Regions from separate parts of the Homo sapiens genome. Here regions 1 and 2 are each linked to region 3. A link is a loop called in an ENCODE intact Hi-C map of the cell type or tissue named here. Cell type or tissue: Caco-2. All regions are shown on one strand. Each heading gives the region's core, and the rest is flanking DNA. Links, peaks and the distances in the headings are about the cores only.

Region 1 (5,789 bases), core at 285-5,284, 65 kb after region 3:
AGTCACCAGTTGTACAAATTCAGCCAGATTACTTAATCCCTCTGATTGTCAGCTTTCTCATCTATAAAATGGGAATTGAGTAATAGTTATCATAGAAGGTTTTAGGAAGATGAAATGAGACACTGTGATATGAACATGCTTTGTAAAGTATAAAGTATTGTATAAATGTTAGTAAATTTTATAGTAAGTAGGCCAGGCATGGTGGCTCACACCTGTAATCCCAGCACTTTGGGAGGCCAAGGCGGGCAGATCACCTGAGGTCAGGAGTTTGACACCAGCCCGGGCAACATGGTGAAACCTCGTCTCTACTACAAATACAAAATTTAGCCAGGCGTGGTGGTGTGCACCTGTAGTCCCAGTTATTCGGGAGGCTGAGGCATGAGAATTGCTTGAACCTGGGGAGCAGAGGTTGCAGTGAGCCAAGATTACACCACTGCACTCCAGCCTAGGCGACAGACAAGACTCTGTCTCGAAAAACTAAAGAAAAAAATACATAGTAAATATTGAGAAGGACATGAGCCAAAGGCAGGGAATTTAAAAACCAGTAAGCTAGTAAACACTAGAGCAGAAAATGTGTGCAGGTGACTGGGAATATTGAGTCACTCATACAGTTCCCTAGTTAGGACAATTATGTTAAATTTAAAAGTCTTTCAAGATTTGTGTTGATCAAAAGATAATTTCAGAGGACTTTCAGGTCTTTGGGTGAAATGTTAATGAGTGGTAATGTTTAGTTTTATTGAATTGATGTACATAGTCACATAGAATTAATTTTTAGGTAAGCTTCTTTATTAAAGATTATAACATTGCATAAAGATAGTATATCTTGCAAAATATATTTGTCTTACAGTTGAGAGAATATGGTTGTCATGACAATGTTTGGTTTAGAGCACAAGTCTGCATGTTCTTGGGTAGACGAGAATTCTTTCGAACAGCACAGGGTGTGAATTATTTAAGCTACTTCCAGTTATCACCATATCTCATGTTACAGGTGGTTTGTATAATAATTGCATGAAAACAGTGTTTCAGAAAAGATGTCTTTCTGTGTGACAAGATGTCAGAGAATTCATTTATTTCCTCTGTTTTACATAAATTTTATTTTTTTAAAGTGTGAAATAATAAGCTTTTCAACAAATAGAGAGAGTACCTAGACATTAAAAAAATCATGTTGAGTTGTACTGTGAATATTATGCTGCTTGCTGCTGACTGGTCTTGGGCTGTCACCATTTATTTGGACTCCAGTGAAATATGATTAGAAATATTTCTTCAGGCTGGGCACGGTGGCTCACACCTGTAATCCCAGTACTTTGGGAGGCTGAGGCAGGAGGATCACGAGGTCAGGAGTTCGAGACCAGCCTGGCCAACGTGATGAAACCCCATCTATACTAAAAATACAAAAATTAGCTGGGCATGGTGGCAGGTACCTGCAATCCCAGCTACTCGGGAGGCTGAGGCAGAAGAATCATTTGAACCTGGGAGGTGGAGGTTACAGTGAGCTGAGATCACGCCACTACACTCCAGCCTGGGCAACAGAGCAAGACTCCATCTCAAAAAAAAAAAAAGAAAAAGAAATACTTCTTCAAAGTCAAGAAACTTGGAAAACACCATATTACTTTATCACTAATTATTGTTTTTTTTAAAAAAAAAAACTTTTTTTTTTGAGATAGAGTCTCACTCTCGTCCAGGCTGGAGGGCAGTGGTGCGATCTCGGCTCACTGCAAGCTCCACCTCCTGGGTTCACACCATTCTCCTGCCTCAGCCTCTCCAGTAGCTAGGACTACAGGCACCCGCCACCATGCCTGGCTAATTTTTTGTATTTTTAGTAGAGACGGGGTTTCACCGTGTTAGCCAGGATGGTCTCGATCTCCTGACCTCGTGATCTGCCCACCTCAGCCTCCCAAAGTGCTGGGACTACAGGCATGAGCCACTGCTCCTGGCCAGAAAAAAAACTTTTTGAGGAAAAAAATTTCCTGACTACTAATAGTGGAGTTATTTTATTTTGGTGACTAATTCTTAATCCTCTCTTCATTTACAGACTATCTTGCTAATCATGGCCGGTTAAATGAGTCTGAAGCCAGGCGAAAATTCTGGCAAATCCTGTCTGCTGTTGATTATTGTCATGGTCGGAAGATTGTGCACCGTGACCTCAAAGCTGAAAATCTCCTGCTGGATAACAACATGAATATCAAAATAGCAGGTAACTGGGACACAACTGGCTCTAATAAGATCCGAAGTGAGCCACTGCACTCAGTGTGTGGAAACAGACCTGCAGGCGCAGATTCAGCAGCATTTCTACCTGATGACATCAGGCTATCTCAAAGTCCATTTTATTCATTTCCTTAGTTCTGTGTGTAATTAAAAGTAAGGGAATGAGTTCATTATTAATATACACAGGTCAGAGCTACATCTGGGGTCTGATGTGTCCAGATTCCATTGGCAGGGTTTCGGGGTGCTCTGCTGGAAGAGGTACATTTATCTGAGTGTCAGAGTGACTGGAGAAAAGACAGGGCTGGAGGAGTAATGCTGGTTGCTGGTACTCTGGCCTGCTCTCCTAATTATGACTGATGGCTACAGCCAGAAGCAGAGAAAAGGCAAAAGAAGTGATGGAGGTAGAATGAGAAATAGTTGAGACAGAAAAGCACCTTTCCTTGATCTGATACGATAGGGTTTTGATTTATAACATGAAAATTAAGTTGGGTAGAGATTAGTTTGCCTGTTTTTCTCCTTGCCTTTTCACAGTTGTAAAATGTTTTATTTTATATTCTCAGTCTCTTTATTTACATAGTCAAAACTCTCATTCACTCAATAAATATGTATCAGGTACTGTGCTATGTTAAGTACAATATGATATGTGGAAATCATTTCACAACATATCCATATATAAAAATAGCATGTACACCTTGAATATACACAATTTTTGTCAATTACATTTTAATAAAACTGAAAAAATACAGTATGATAGTTGCAATTTTAAAAGTATATACAAACTGCATGGGAGTATAGGTGAGGGAACAAGCAGTCTACCTGAAGAGTCAGGGAAGCTTCACAAAGAAGGAATTATTTGAACTTAGACTTGAGAGAGAAGTTAGAGAAGCTTGTCAGGAAGATAAACAGAAGCAGAATGTTGCAGGCAGGTAGACAGAGATTGGAATGTTGGGGAACTGTAAATTCAAAACTGGTTACATGTAAAATCTGTAGGCATGCAGGATTGATACAGGGGGAGCAGATAAGTAAAGACCAGAATATGAAACATCTTGAATGCCATGTCAAAGATTTTATAGTTTATTCTGTAGGTAATGGGGAGTCTAGCCTACTGAAAATTATAGGGCATGGGTAGGGGTAAAGTGGAATTGGGATAACATGATTAGATTTGCATGTCAGAAATATGTCTCTGGCAGCAGAGTTAAGATAGGTGGGAGATGTGGGTGAGGTGGAAGACAGGAAGACTAATAAGGAATCTAGTGCAATAGTCCATTTAAGAAAACATGAGTCTGAACTAGAGCAGCAGCAGTAGAGGTTGAAGGTATGTAAGGGAGATTTTGTTTGACTTGGGTTTTGAAGAGAAAGAGTGTGGGTTAAAAGCTTAGCAAAGTTACACATGGTGGTGTTTTGTTCTAAGATTGTTAAAGAAGAGCAGGGAGACATCCAGATGACAGGGACTGACCAAGAAATTATTAATTGACCTGTTAGGTTGGATACTCATTGAACTTAGTAAGTTTAGGGACAAAGTAGCTTCCTCGGTTTGCTGTATATGGTGTAAAATATAAGGTAAAACCCTCATGTTTGTACATTGAACTGATTTGTTTCTGTGCCATTTCCCATTAGTTTTTGTCTTAGGCAATTAGGGGAAGGCAAATTATTTTTACTCATTTTAAATGTCAATATTACATATGTTACAGGATATGTAATGGATTTTCCATTCTATAGTCTGTGATTTTTTTTTTCTAATGGGATTGCCTGAATAAGACAAAATGTTTTTAAGTTAATTTGTTATATTCATTTGTGTGTGTGTGTATGTGTATATATATATATATATCACACATATACACGTATATATAAAGATTTATATCAATTTGTCATTTTTGTTGTGAAAATGTGATGCACAAAATTAGAATACTTTCATAGTTTATGTCTGTTCACTTCCATTTGTTTTTTTCCCTTCCTCTGCTTTTGGCCCTTCCATTTGGTGTCATTTATTTCACTCTTTTTTGCCAACCTTCTGTGAGGAACTTCACTGGGATATTTTGTTTAATGCTCCTTGAAAGCATCGGCTGCCCTAAAATTGTCTTTTTCAGAGAAGGTCTTTCTTTTTTTTTTTTTTTTTAAGTCCTTAGCTCTGTAGAAAGAAGGGGGAAAACTCCTGCTACACCTTTACATTCCCTTATTACCAAAACGAAATATTTACCAAAACAATAGCACAAAGGAGTTCTAGGAGTTGTTTTTTTTTCCAAGAGAACTATTTTATTTATTTTTTATTTTTTATTATTATTTTTTTACTTTAAGTTCTGGGATACATGTGCTGAATGTGCAGCTTTGTTACGTAGGTATACATGTGCCATGGTGGTTTGTTGCACCTATCAACTCGTCATCTAGGTTTTAAGCCCTGCATGGATTAGGTATTTGTCCTAAGGCTCTCCCTCCCCGCCTCCCCTCACCCCCAAAGAGGCCCCCATGTGTGATGTTCCCCTCCCTGTGTCCATGTATTCTCATTGTTCAACTCCCACTTATGAGTGAGAACATGTGGTGTTTGGTTTTCTATTCCTTTAGTTTGCTGAGGATGATGGTTTCCAGCTTCATCCATGTCCCTGCAAAGGACATGAACTCATTCTTTTTTTATGTCTGCGTAGTATTCCATTGTGTATATGTGCCACGTTTGCTGTATCCAGTCTATCATTGACAGGCATTTGGGTTGGTTCCAAGTCTTTGCTATTGTAAATAGTGCTACAAGAAACATACATGCACATGTGTTCTAGGAGTTTTTTTAGGCAGAGAAAGGTTATAGGTGTGTAAATCATATGCTGTAGGAATTACAAAGTGCTGTCACTAACATCTCAAAAGAAAATGTCAAAGTAAGACACCAAAGAAACTTGCAAACAAAAAACAGAATATTGCTTTGACGTTATAACCAAGTTTTGCCTGGCTATAGTATGTCTATTATAATTCTGGCATAAAATATACGTGGGTCAAATCAGTGTTTCTGATGTCATTGTGTGATATCTTAGGTTTTTGTTTTGTCTTTTTGGTTTTTATTTTTGCTTTTTAGTATCTAATCTTCAAGCCCTTCTAATTATATAGAAGTCAGATAAAAATTCAGATTGGTGAAGTTCTCTCTGGTGAAGACAGTGTGATGACTCACATTTAATTGGGCCCTCACTGTTTTCAGGTATTCTGCTAGATACTTACTTCATCTTCACAGCAATCTTGGGAGCCGCTTAGCTATTGCCAGTTACTAGATGAGAAAGCTGAGATGCAAAGAGATTAAAAAATTGGCCGAGCTGACACAGATAATAAGTAGCAGACCTGGAATTCAAACCTAGGTCTCTCTGACCACAGTATCTGTCCTTCTCCCACTACACCATTTTGTCATTTCCAAGCATTCTGTGTCACTTCTTCCTAAAGGGGTACTCACTAATTGAATTTTGGGGTCCATCATTCTATGGTTGTACATTTAGTGTCCCTGCTTCCATTCATTACAAGCAGACACACACACACATGTGTGCACAGAGTATATCTAAGCACTCAAATTTTCTTGCCCACACTTAATTCTCTATCATCTCCACTATCCTCAAAAA
Region 2 (5,789 bases), core at 262-5,261, 83 kb after region 3:
ATACTTTAACCATTCACTTCAGAGTTTTCAGTGGTTCAGATTTGTGTTGAAGCCATGGAATTAGAGCCTCGGGCTCAGGTTGCTAACTGACCTTACACCACCGTTACAGCTATGAGATGGGGCCATATGGCAGCATTGGGGAATGTCTACATGAGACAATGATGGCATTTTCTCTGACTGGAGAAAAATAAATGGATCTTGTTAATGTTAAAGGGCTGGTAAACCCATTTAAAGGGATCATCCTTTATATAATTAATACTAGAGACTTGAAGTTTTCTGCCTTCCAGTCACATTTTTGGAGCAGCTTTCATCTTGAGACACTTTGTTTTTCACCCTATTTTTAAGAGCACACAATTTCTTTCCTCTTTTTTTTTAGGCATGTGTAGATCATTGCATTGGTCTTTACAGTTCTTTGCCTTTACCACTTGTTTTTTATTTCAGTCTTTGCAGAACAAGAGCTATAACCACTTTGCTGCCATTTATTTCTTGTTGGTGGAGCGCCTGAAATCACATCGGAGCAGTTTCCCAGTGGAGCAGAGACTTGATGGCCGCCAGCGTCGGCCTAGCACCATTGCTGAGCAAACAGTTGCCAAGGTAATGCCCCCTTAGCTGAGAGTCTTATCTGTGCATGTGCCTGTTCACATGTTTGATACATTTTTCATCTTATACACAGGGTTAGGATTTCATCCTCTACACTCCGTTTTTCTGTAAAATTTCTGCCTGCCATTCACTAGATTCTCAAATGTTTTAGCACTTCCTCATTTTTAAGGGTTAACTTTATTTCAAACAGTTTTTTAAAATTGTTTTCATCATTCACAATGTTGAGAATTACTATCACTAGCCTTTACATTCAATTCCATTTAACAAATTTTTATTACAGATTTACCACGTGCGAGCTTCTATTCTTAGGCACTGTTGGGGGTAAGATATATAAACTACAGTCACTGCCCTCAGAGACATCGCGCTATAAAAATGAAATAAGACAAGATCATAAACAACCATCATTCAAAATAGGGAAAGATGAGAGCTGTAGCAGAGCAGGGACAGGGGAGAGAGGGGCACATCTGAACAGGGGGAATGGCATGTAAGACACATCTTCACAGATGGGGAGGACTTGGTCAGTGGTGAGTTGAAGCATTATTGTGAAGAGTTTTGAATGCCAAGGTAAAGAGTTTACTTACAATTCAAGAAGCAACAAGGACCTACTGAAGGCTGCTAAGCTGAAAAATGATAAAATTCTATCGATGCTTTAAGCTAATTAATCTGGTAGCATTATGAAGGATGGGTCAGATAGAGAAAAGAAGAAATTTGGAGAGAGCAGTTAGGAGAGTGTTACAGTAGAGATGAGAAATACCGAAGGCTTAAACTCATATGGCACTGTTGGAAGTAGAAAAGAAGGGGCAAGTATAAGAACCATCTTAGAGGTAGACTCTGTATGAAGTTAGCAATGGTTCGGAGAGGCAGCTCAGTGTGGTGGTTAGAAGCAGGGACTCTGGAGCAAATCCCAATTCTGCCACTTCCTGCTATGTGACATTTTAAGTTTCTTAAGGTCTTTTTGTGCCTTGGTTTCCCAAGTGTGTAATGGGGATAATAATAGAATGCTATGACAATTAAATTAGTTAATATCTGTGAAATAGTTAATATTTGTGAAATACTATATGCCTGGCACATAGTAAGTGCTATGTAAGTACTTGTTATATAAAGTAATAAATAATTGCTGGGGAGGAAGGGACAATATGACTTAGAGATGACTCTGTTCTTGAGCCAGAGCCTGAGAAGATAGGGGTGGCATTAACTCAGTTGCTCAGGAGGAAGATGTGGATCTTGATCCAAGGAGAGAGGCTGAGGCTAGAAATTTGGGAATCATCCAGAGGTTGAGATGAATGGTTGGTTAGTATGCTCCATTGACTTTCCTGTCTACTTCTGTAACTGACTTTGTTCAAAACAAAAATAAGGGCAGGAGAGTTTTGACTTTGTATTTCTTTGGCAGTTTTACAAAATTTACAGGATTATAATAAAATTTTGCATTGGCATCTACAGAGTATGTTTTAAAAAAGGGAATTAAATCTTCTTGATTTTAGTAGATAAATGGTATATTTTGTTATACGTACTTTATATATAAAATAAGAGTATTGGCTGGGCGTGGTGGCTCACACCTGTAATCCCAGCACTTTGGGAGGCTGAGGTGGGTGGATCACAAGGTCAGTAGATCAAGATCATCCTGGCCAACATGGTGAAACCCCGTCTCTACTAAAAATACAAAAATTAGCCGAGTGTGGCAGTGAGCACTTGTAGTCCCAGCTACTTGGGAGGCTGAGGCAGGAGAATCGCTTGAACCTGGGAGGCAGAGGTTGAAGTGAGCCGAGATCCCGCCACTGCACTCCAGCCTGGGTGACAGAGCAGGACTCCGTCTCAAAAAAAAAAAAAAAAAAAAAGTATTGATACAGATGTAAGTAAAATAATGTGTCCATATAGTTCCAGACACTTGAGTTAGGGTATCTTTGAGCACTTGGAAATCTTCGAAGTTGAATGGTATTGCTTTCAAGACCGAGAAAGAAGGAGATAAAATGAAAAACATGTAAGACGTAGTGGAACTCTTTCCTTCTTGCAAATGCCACTAGACAAAAGGATAGGAAGCTGGAAAGCCCCCAGGGCCAGCAGGCTTTCCCTGCCAAGTCTCTTTATTCTTCTTAAACATTACGCAAGTGAGGGAGTGGTGAGGGGTTATATAAACAGTTGTTCCTGAGCACGTGCATGTGTTATTGTACACGATATCCTTTCATGTCTAGACTATGAGCAAATTCCCCGGCATATCTCAAATTATATTTAATTTGGCTTAGGGTTCAGATACATAAACGTGACTTCTTATGTTCGATAATTTTTTAAATTACCAAGCACTCTGTGTCCTTTTTACTTTATGCATTGACCCAAGTCTCAATGGAACCTGCTTAGTGTAACTGAAAATGCTTCTACTTCAAATGGAGTCTTCAATGCTCATTCACATGCTTGCCTGAGAGCCTTCTGGATGCTGAGCAACAGGCCCCCTCCTCTCAGAGATTTCACATTTTGAGTTTTAGTGTTGAATTTGTTAAAAAATAGACTTCTGTTTTTATGGATATAAATGTGCCTAAAGTTTTAGTAAAGGCTTCTCACTTTAATTCCTTGATGTTCTAATTTTTTTAAAAGAAGTGGCAAATCACTTGTTTCTTGATATAGTAGCAAAAAAATTGAGGAAACAACATGATCCAGTCAATACAAAGATAACGTGAGCTGTGGAATCATGCAGACCTTGGGTTCCACACACCAAGCTGAGTGACTTCGGGCAAGTCAGCGTCTCTGAGTTCCTGTGCCCTTAAATACAGAGTGGGAACAGCAATACGTACTTCATTAGATTGCTACCAAGATACAGTTAGTTAACCTGTACCGGGAGTTTAGTTAAACAAATAGAGCACTGACATGCCAGGCACAGTCCTAGCCACTGTGGCTTCAGAAGTACCCTGGAAACAGTTGCTCCCCTTAAGAAGTTCATAGCCTAGTTACAAAATACCCATTATGACAGGGCACAGTTGCTCATGCCTGTAATCCCGGCGCTTTGGGAGGCCAAGGCAGGTGGTTTGCTTGAACCCAGGAGTTTGAGACCAGCCTGGGCAACATGGTGAAATGCCATCTCTACTAAAAACAAAAAAATTAGCCGGTTATGGTAGTGCGTGCTTATAATCCCAGCTATGCGGGAGGCTGAGGCAGGAAAATCGCTTGAACCCAGGAGACAGAGGTTGCAGTGAGCCGAGATGACACCACTGCATTCCAGTCTGGGCGACACAGTGAGGTTCTGTCCCAAAAAGTAAAACATAAAAAAAAATAAATAAAGTACTCATTATTATTATTTAGACAACAGTGGGATTCCCCTCTTAGATTTGGAGTGCTTATGTTTGCTGTATAACATGCAGGAAGTATTAGATCTAATTGAGTTGAGACTATTTAGAAAAAATACGTCATATTTTTTTCTCATACATTCTAACCACTAATTTTGGTGGGGTTTTGGGGGAGGTTTTGTTTTTGAGATGGGGTCTCGCTGTGTCACCAAGGCCAGAGGACAGTGGCAATCACAGCTCACTTTAGCCTCAACCTCCTGGGCTCAGGCGATTCTCCCATCTCAGCTTCCCAAGTAGCTGGGACCACAAGTGCATGCCACCACGCCCAGCTAATTATTTTTTTATTTTTTTGTGGAGATAGGGTCTTGCAATGTTGCCTAGGCTGGTCTCAAACTCCTGGGCTCAAGTAATCCTCCTACCGTGACCTCCCAAAGTGTCGGGATTGCAGGACCTGATGAAGGTCACACAATTAGTGAGCCACCACACCTGGCCTAACCACTTGTTTTTAACAGTCCTTCCACTGCAAGTTTCCATCAGCTGGAAACAAACAAGAATGAAACAATCACCTCCAATTCTTTAATTACTGTTTAGAGGTTGCCCTTCACAACAGGTTGTGCCTGTTTGCTAGGGCTGCCGTAACGAAATACCACAGACCTAGTGGCTTAAACAACGGAAATTATTTTCTCACAGTTCGGGAGGCCGGAAATCAGGATGAGGGTGCCATGAGGGTTGCTACCTGGTGAGGCCTATCTTCTTGGCTTGTAGCTGGCTGTCTTTTCACTGGCTTTTTTCTCTGCGCAAGTGTGGAGAGAAAGATCTCTGGTGTCTCTCCCTCCTCTTATAAGGATACCCGCTGTGTGGGATCAGGGCCCCAACCTCAGGACCTCATTTAACCTTAATTACCTTCTTCAAGGCCCTGTCTCCAGATATAGCCACATTAGTGGTGAGGGGCTCAACTTGTGAATTTTGGCAGGACACAATTCAGGTCATAACAAGTATTTGCCTATTGGAATAGCAACGATTTTCCCATAGGAAAGAACGTTATTTTCATTTTAATGGTTCTGGAGAGCACAAAGTCCAAAGAAGAGATTCAAAGCACTAAACATGTGGTCTAAAGAGTGATCACAATTTGTTGGACATAATCATTGCGTATTGACACTCTTAAAGAATATCTTGATAATATCTGCTTCCTTGGGATATTGACCATCTATTTATTTAATATTTGCTAATCAACTGTGTAATGCTGAGCATGCTGTCTGTATATTTATACCCTCTCTTGTTCCAAAAAGACTCCTTTGGTCCCCTCAGTGATCACAAGACTCCTAAAACCCACCATATTTCCTAGGAAGTGATTGTCACAACAAAAAGCGTTATTCCTTGATCCTGTCTGTTATTCCTCTAACCGAGTTCACAGTCAGTTGTAGTAGTCCAGGTCGGATGTGAACACTGTCAAGGACTATGTGCTACGCTTGGTCTGGCACAGCACCGTCTGGCCATTTAAAGCGTCCGAGCTAGTGAGAGTCAGGGACGGAGCAGTGTGTCGTAGTTAGGGCATGGGCATCTCATTTCCATATAGCACCCCCAGTCATGCGTTGCCCTAATAATTCAGACTACCTTCATAGAGAAGGAGCAGTCTAATAAAGTTGGGAAGTAGAAATCAATTCTTCAGTTTTATCCTTTGATTGAAAAGCTATTGATGGGGGTAAGAAGAATGTAGCAAATATACTTTAGTGGGAAGTGTAAATTTTACATATTGACTAGATAAAAATTTTACATAGTAGCTAGATAATTTAAAAGCCTGATATTTGAAAAGAAAAAGTTGTTTAACATCAGAAGTGGCACAGAATATAAGCTTGAGGAATGACAACACAAGGAAAGCTATTTCTTTATCACACTCTGAATGGTATGCAGTTGTTT
Region 3 (5,789 bases), core at 554-5,553:
ATTTAATGCGTACAATTTAATGTTTTGATACACGTTTGTGAAACAGTCACCACAGTCAAAATATCCATCACTTCCAGAAGTTTCTTTGTGCCCTCTTTGTAACTCTTTTGCCCCATCTGACACCCAAAAAACCACTGACCTGTTTTTTGTCATTATGGATCAGTTTGTATCTTTTGGAGTTTTATATAAATGGAATTATACAGGATATACTCAAATGTAATCATACAGGATATATTCTTTTTTTGGTCTAGCTTCTTTCCTTTACTATAATTATTTTGGGATTCATCCCATTTTATTGTATATATCAACATATAATTTCTTTTTATTGCAAGTAGTATTATATTATATGAATATACCCCAGTTTGCTTATTCATTCATCTATCTATTGATAGACATTTGGGTTGGTTTCAGTTTTTGGCTATTATACATAAGTTACTATGTACATTCGTATACAAGTCTACACAGTCTACCTTCAGGTAATACTTACCACTTCGCATATAATATAAGAACCTTGGCTGGGCACAGTGGCTCACACCTGTAATCCCAGCACTTTTAGGAGGTCAAGGTGGGTGGATCACCTGAGGTCAGGAGTTCAAGACCAGCCTGGCCAACATGGTGAAACCCCTCCCTACTAAAAATACAAAAATTAGCTAGGTGTGGTAGTGCATGCCTGTAATCCCAGCTACTAGGCAGGCTGAGGCAGGAGAGTCACTTGAACTCGGAGGCGGAGGCTGCAGTGAGCCACGACCGCACCACTGTACTTTAGCCTGGGCAACAGAGTGAGATTTCATCTCAATTAAAAAAAAAAAACCTTACATCAGTGTACTTCTCTTTTGCCCCTCCTGGCCTTTATGTTCTTGTTGTCATATTTTACTTAAACGTATTTTATAAAACATAATACAGTGCTATTTTTCTTTAAACAATTATCTTTTAAAGAGATTTCCACATTTTTTGAAAATTATCTATCAGTGTAGCTACCTTTTTCTTTAAACAATTATCTTTTCAAGAGATTTCCATATTTTTTGAAAATTGCATCTATTTATCAATGCAGCTACCATTTCTGCATTCATATGTATGTATATATTTTTATCTAATGTCATTTTTCTTTTGTCTGAAGGATTTTCTTTTCTTTTTTTTTTTTTTTTTTTTTTTTTTGAGGCAGAGTCTTGCTCTGTCGCCCAGGCTGGAGTGCAGTGGCACGATCTCAGCTCACTGCAAGCTCCGCCTCCCAGGTTCACGCCATTCTCCTGCCTCAGCCTCCCAAATAACTGGTCCTACAGGCACCCACCACCACACCCGGCTAATTTTTTGTATTTTAGTAGAGACGGGGTTTCACCGTGTTAGCCAGGATGGTCTCGATCACCTGACATCGTGATCCGCCCGCCTCAGCCTCCCAAAGTGCTGGGATTACAGGCGTGAGCCACCGCACCCGGCGTCTGAAGGATTTTCTTTAGTGTTTCTTGTAGCACAGATCTGCTGGTGATGAAATATTTCAGCTTTTATATGTCTAAAGTAGTCTTTATTTTTGTCTTTGTTTTTGAAAGATATTTGTACTAGGTATAGAATTCTAAATGGACTTTTTTTCTTTCAGTACTTTAAATATGTTGCTTCACTGTCTTCCCATTTGCACTGTTTCTGACAAAAAAACCACTGTTATCTTTTTCTTTATTCCTGTGTATATAATGTGCCTTTTTTCTCTGGCTGCTTTTAAGGCTTTCTATTTACCACTGGTTTCAACAATTTCATTATGATGAGCCTTTGTGTGGTTTTCTTCATGATTCTTATGTTTGGTGTTCATTGAGCTTTTTGGATCTGTGACTATACTCTTTTCATCAAATTTGGATATTTTTCAGCCATTATTTTCTAACTAATTTTTCTCTTCCACCCCCTCTCTTCTCCTTCAGATATTCCAGTCAAATGTATATTAAACTGTTTGAAATTGCCCCACAGCTCACTGATGCTCTTTTCCATTTTTAAAAAATTCCTTTTTTTCTATTTCATGTTGAGTAGTTGCTATTTCTGTCTTTAAATTCACGAATCTTTTCTTCTGCCATTAATCCCATCCAGTGTATTTGTCATCTCAGACATTGTAGTATTCTTTTCTATAAACTTGACTAGGACTGTTTTTTAATGCCTTCCATGTCTTTACTGATCTTTCTGAACATCTAGAATCCAGTTATGATAATTTTTAATGTCCATGTCTGCTGATTTCCAGCATCTCTGTCAGTTCTAGGTTGGTTTTGATTGGTTGATGTTTCTCCTCAGTTTTGGTTACATTTTCCTATTTCATTACATGTCTGGTAGTCTTTGATTGGATGCTAGACATTGCCAATTTTACCTTGAGCACCACATATTTTTGTGTTACTTTAGGTTTTCTTGAACTTTGTTCTGGGATGCAGTTAAGCCTACTTGGAAACAGTTTGATCCATTTGGGTCTTGCCTTCATAATTGAAACAGTGCTCAGTCTGGGTCTAGTTACTTCCCACTTCTGAGTACTCTACTCAATGCCCCATGAATGCTGAGGTTTTTTGGCCTGACAAGTAGGAACAGGCACCATTCCTGGCTTTGTGTAAGCACCAGGCAGTGTTCTCTCTCAGCCTCTCAGATGGTTTTTTCTCTGGCCTCTGGTGGTTTTCCCTCACACGTGAGCCAATCAGCACTCTCCTGAGTGCTCAAGGGACGGATCCCTCTGCAGACCTTTGGACTTCTTTCTGTGTGTAGCTCACTCTTATCTGGGACTCTCAGCATTGTCTACTCAACTCAAAGACATTGCTGGGCCACACCTGGGTTTCCCCTCCCTGTGCTGTGGCGTAGAGATTCTCTCAAGGCATTAGTTGGAACATTCATGGTCTCGCCTCATTTGTCACCTGTTGCTCAGGGTTCACTTTCCTTTGCCTGATGTCCAGTGTCTTATAAACCATTCTCTCATGTATTTTGTATTTTTGTTGTTGAAGATGGGAAGGTTGTTTCAGGCTGGAGGACAAATCTATCTTAGCCAAAAGCAGAATTATTTAGTCCTTTCAAATGTGTTATTAATTTAAGGTATTTTAAAGAGAAAGAACCATATGCACTTCTATAGTTTTGAAAAATACACTATTTGCAGTAGGATTCTAAATAAATAGTTCTGACTAAACTCATTGTATTTCAGAAAAGTTGTCTGTTTCCCTCTTTTGCTTAATTTTTTCTTTTATATGCTACTACTTAATAAGCTTATTTTAATTCTTAAAATATTTGTTTTAGCTAGCAGCATCTTGACTGATGCTATAATAGGCTGTTATGGGCTTTGAAGCTAAGCAAATCTGATTTACAATGCCGGCTATACCATATTAATTGTTAACATTACTTTGGGCAGGTTTCTTTCCTTTTCTTCCCTTTTTCCTCTTTATTCATTTTATTTTTCTTGCCTTTCTTTCCTATTTCTTACATTCACTTATTCATTCATTTATTCAGTCTTTCAAGAAATCCTTATTGAAAACCAATTACTTGTCACACACTGTTATGTGGTAAGAAAACTGCAATGAAGAAAATAGACAAAAATCTCTACTCTTTTACATTCTAGTTTGGGAGAGAGAAACAAAATAGCTGAATTATGTAGTAGATTAGATAGTGATGAGTGCTATGTAAATAATAAAGCAAGGCTGGTTGGTTGGGAGGCATGGGAGTTGATTGCAAAATTAAATAGAGTGGTCAGAGGCTGGTTGGTTGGGAGGCATGGGAGTTGATTGCAACATTAAATAGAGTGGTCAGAGAAGGCCTCGCTGGCATTTGAGCACAGACTTTAAAGCACAGTCATGTCGATATGGTAGAACAGAGATTACCCAGGGAGAGGGAAGAATAAATGCAAATCCCTGAGGCAGCAGTGTGCTTGGTGTGTCCAAGGGGTAACAGGGAGGCCAGTATGGCTCAAGAGGAGCAAGCAAGAGAGAAGAGCAAGGAGGAAGAACAGTAGAAGAGGAGGTCAGAGGGTAAATGAGAGGCAGGAGTAGGGCAGATTTGGGGGCATTGTGTAGGCCATTAGAAGGATTTTGACTCTTACATGAATAAAATTAGGGAACCATTTTCGGCTGGATTTCAGCACAGAAGTGACTGCATCTAATGTATCATTTTAAAAGCATCACTCTGGCTGCTGTGTTGAGAATGGGAAAGGGTGGAGACAGGGAAACCAGGTAGGAAGCTGTTGGAGTAGTTCCAGTGAGGGGTGTTGACAGCCCAGACCGGGGAGTAGCAGTACAGGTAGTCCTAAGTGGTCAAACTCAGAATATATTTTGAAGTACAATCAGTAGGACTTCTCGACAGGTGGAGACTACCTAAGTAATAGGTATAATTATGGAAGAGGCCAAGATCTGATCCCTGAGGCATTTAAACATTAAAAGATTTAGAAAAGAGGAGAAACTAGCAGAAGAGACAGAGGAGGAAGAAAACCAAGAGAATGTGGTATCCTAGAAACCAAGTGACCAAAGTATTCTCAGAAGGATCAAGTGAACATCTGTGACAAATGATGCCGATAGATCAAAAATGATGAGGAATGACAGTTGACCATTGTATACTGCAGTTTGGTAAGAGCAGTTTTGGTGGAGTGACTGGGCCAAAAGCTAGATTGAAGGGGCTTACAGAGCAAATGAGAGAAGAAAAATGGAGAGAGCAAAATAGACAACCCTTTCAAGGAGTTCTGCTGCAAAAAGGGAAAAAAGAAATGAGGTAGTAGGTAGAGGCAATGAGTCAAGAGAAGGATTTTTAAGCCTTTGCCCATTGGAACATTTTTAAAGCTTTGGACTGTAGTTTTACAAGTAAAGTAGAAATAGCTGTTACATGTTAGGCATCATTTCTATGAAAATAGGATAGTCTAAATTGTTCTTTCTTGCTAAGATCTTTGAAACAAATTTGGATTACATTGTTTTATACACATTGAGACATAATTTGGGGATTTTTAAATGTATAAGGTTTATATTTAAAGTAAAATCTCTAGGGTAAATGGTCAATTGGAGTTCTGGAAAGAAGAATCTGATGTCCACAGAAAAGTTGGACAGTGAATGCTATTATCTTATTTTCCACTCTTGGGTACAGTTAATTTCTTGACCATTGAAGATAATGAGTAATAGAATTAATTTAAAAAGATCATGAAATCTTTGGATAGTCTTCACTAGTTTGGAAGGGAAGAAGCTGAATTTAAAGGAGATGTGGAGATCATTTAGTTCAATTTGTTTTTATTTGCCTTGACTTTGTCATACAGCTTGAAGCCCAGCAGAACTCATGATCTTTTTTTTTTTTTTACAAAACTATTTCTCTCTTTTCCCTTACTTGGCTTAAACTGGAAACCTTGATGTCAGTATTGATTCCTTTTCCTTCCTACCTGAATGAGGTTTTGAATCCTGCCTATTCTACTTCCTAAGTATTTCTCTAGGAGGTCCCCATCTCTATAACCACTGTTAATGCCTCAGGTTAGGGTCCTCACTCTTCCTTCTCTGTATGTTGTGTCATTATCTCCTAACTGATCTATTTTTCATTTTCTTCAGAATTGTCTTTCTGAATCACAAACGTAATCATGTTGCTTTTATTTATTTTCTGAGTTTTCTAGTAATGACCATTAACTACAAAAAAAAAAAAGTAATTTTGAAAACAAGGTAATGGCCTGCAAACAGTTTTCAGTAGGATTAATGCTCAGTGTACTGTACTCTGTTATCATGTACTTTATTACCATGGGCCCTTAAACATGCCTTGCTCTTAATTACTCTTTATAAGGAAGATTCCTTATACTGCTCCATGCTTCAGAGCTGTTTTAATGTTACACA

Evidence for each region. Hi-C counts contacts between places; a loop is a spot of excess contacts. Peaks named below come from ENCODE experiments on the same cell type or tissue, not always from the same donor. Only the 100,000 strongest peaks of a DNase experiment are listed, where the experiment ranks them.
Region 1: a loop joins it to region 3, with 2.8 times the contacts of the local background. A loop is called at or near these places in 13 of 110 quality-filtered maps.
Region 2: a loop joins it to region 3, with 4 times the contacts of the local background. A loop is called at or near these places in 10 of 110 quality-filtered maps.

The regions. Positions count from the first base shown.
Region 1 is chr11:111,685,969-111,691,757 of GRCh38, forward strand. It overlaps SIK2 (salt inducible kinase 2), which reads left to right. Exons shown (of 15, transcript NM_015191.3): 4 at 2,033-2,194. It also overlaps a transcript of PPP2R1B not described here. Among named protein-coding and RNA genes, the nearest start is that of PPP2R1B, 78 kb to the right of the region's middle. In Caco-2, for the core only: no CTCF peak of the experiment used is centred there; no DNase peak of the experiment used is centred there.
Region 2 is chr11:111,704,546-111,710,334 of GRCh38, forward strand. SIK2 (salt inducible kinase 2) reads left to right here. Exons shown (of 15, transcript NM_015191.3): 8 at 442-594. It also overlaps a transcript of PPP2R1B not described here. Among named protein-coding and RNA genes, the nearest start is that of PPP2R1B, 59 kb to the right of the region's middle. In Caco-2, for the core only: no CTCF peak of the experiment used is centred there; a DNase peak (open chromatin) is centred at 2,676.
Region 3 is chr11:111,621,119-111,626,907 of GRCh38, forward strand. All of the region lies in intron 3 of SIK2 (salt inducible kinase 2), which reads left to right. Among named protein-coding and RNA genes, the nearest start is that of SIK2, 22 kb to the left of the region's middle. In Caco-2, for the core only: no CTCF peak of the experiment used is centred there; DNase peaks (open chromatin) are centred at 2,693 and 3,763.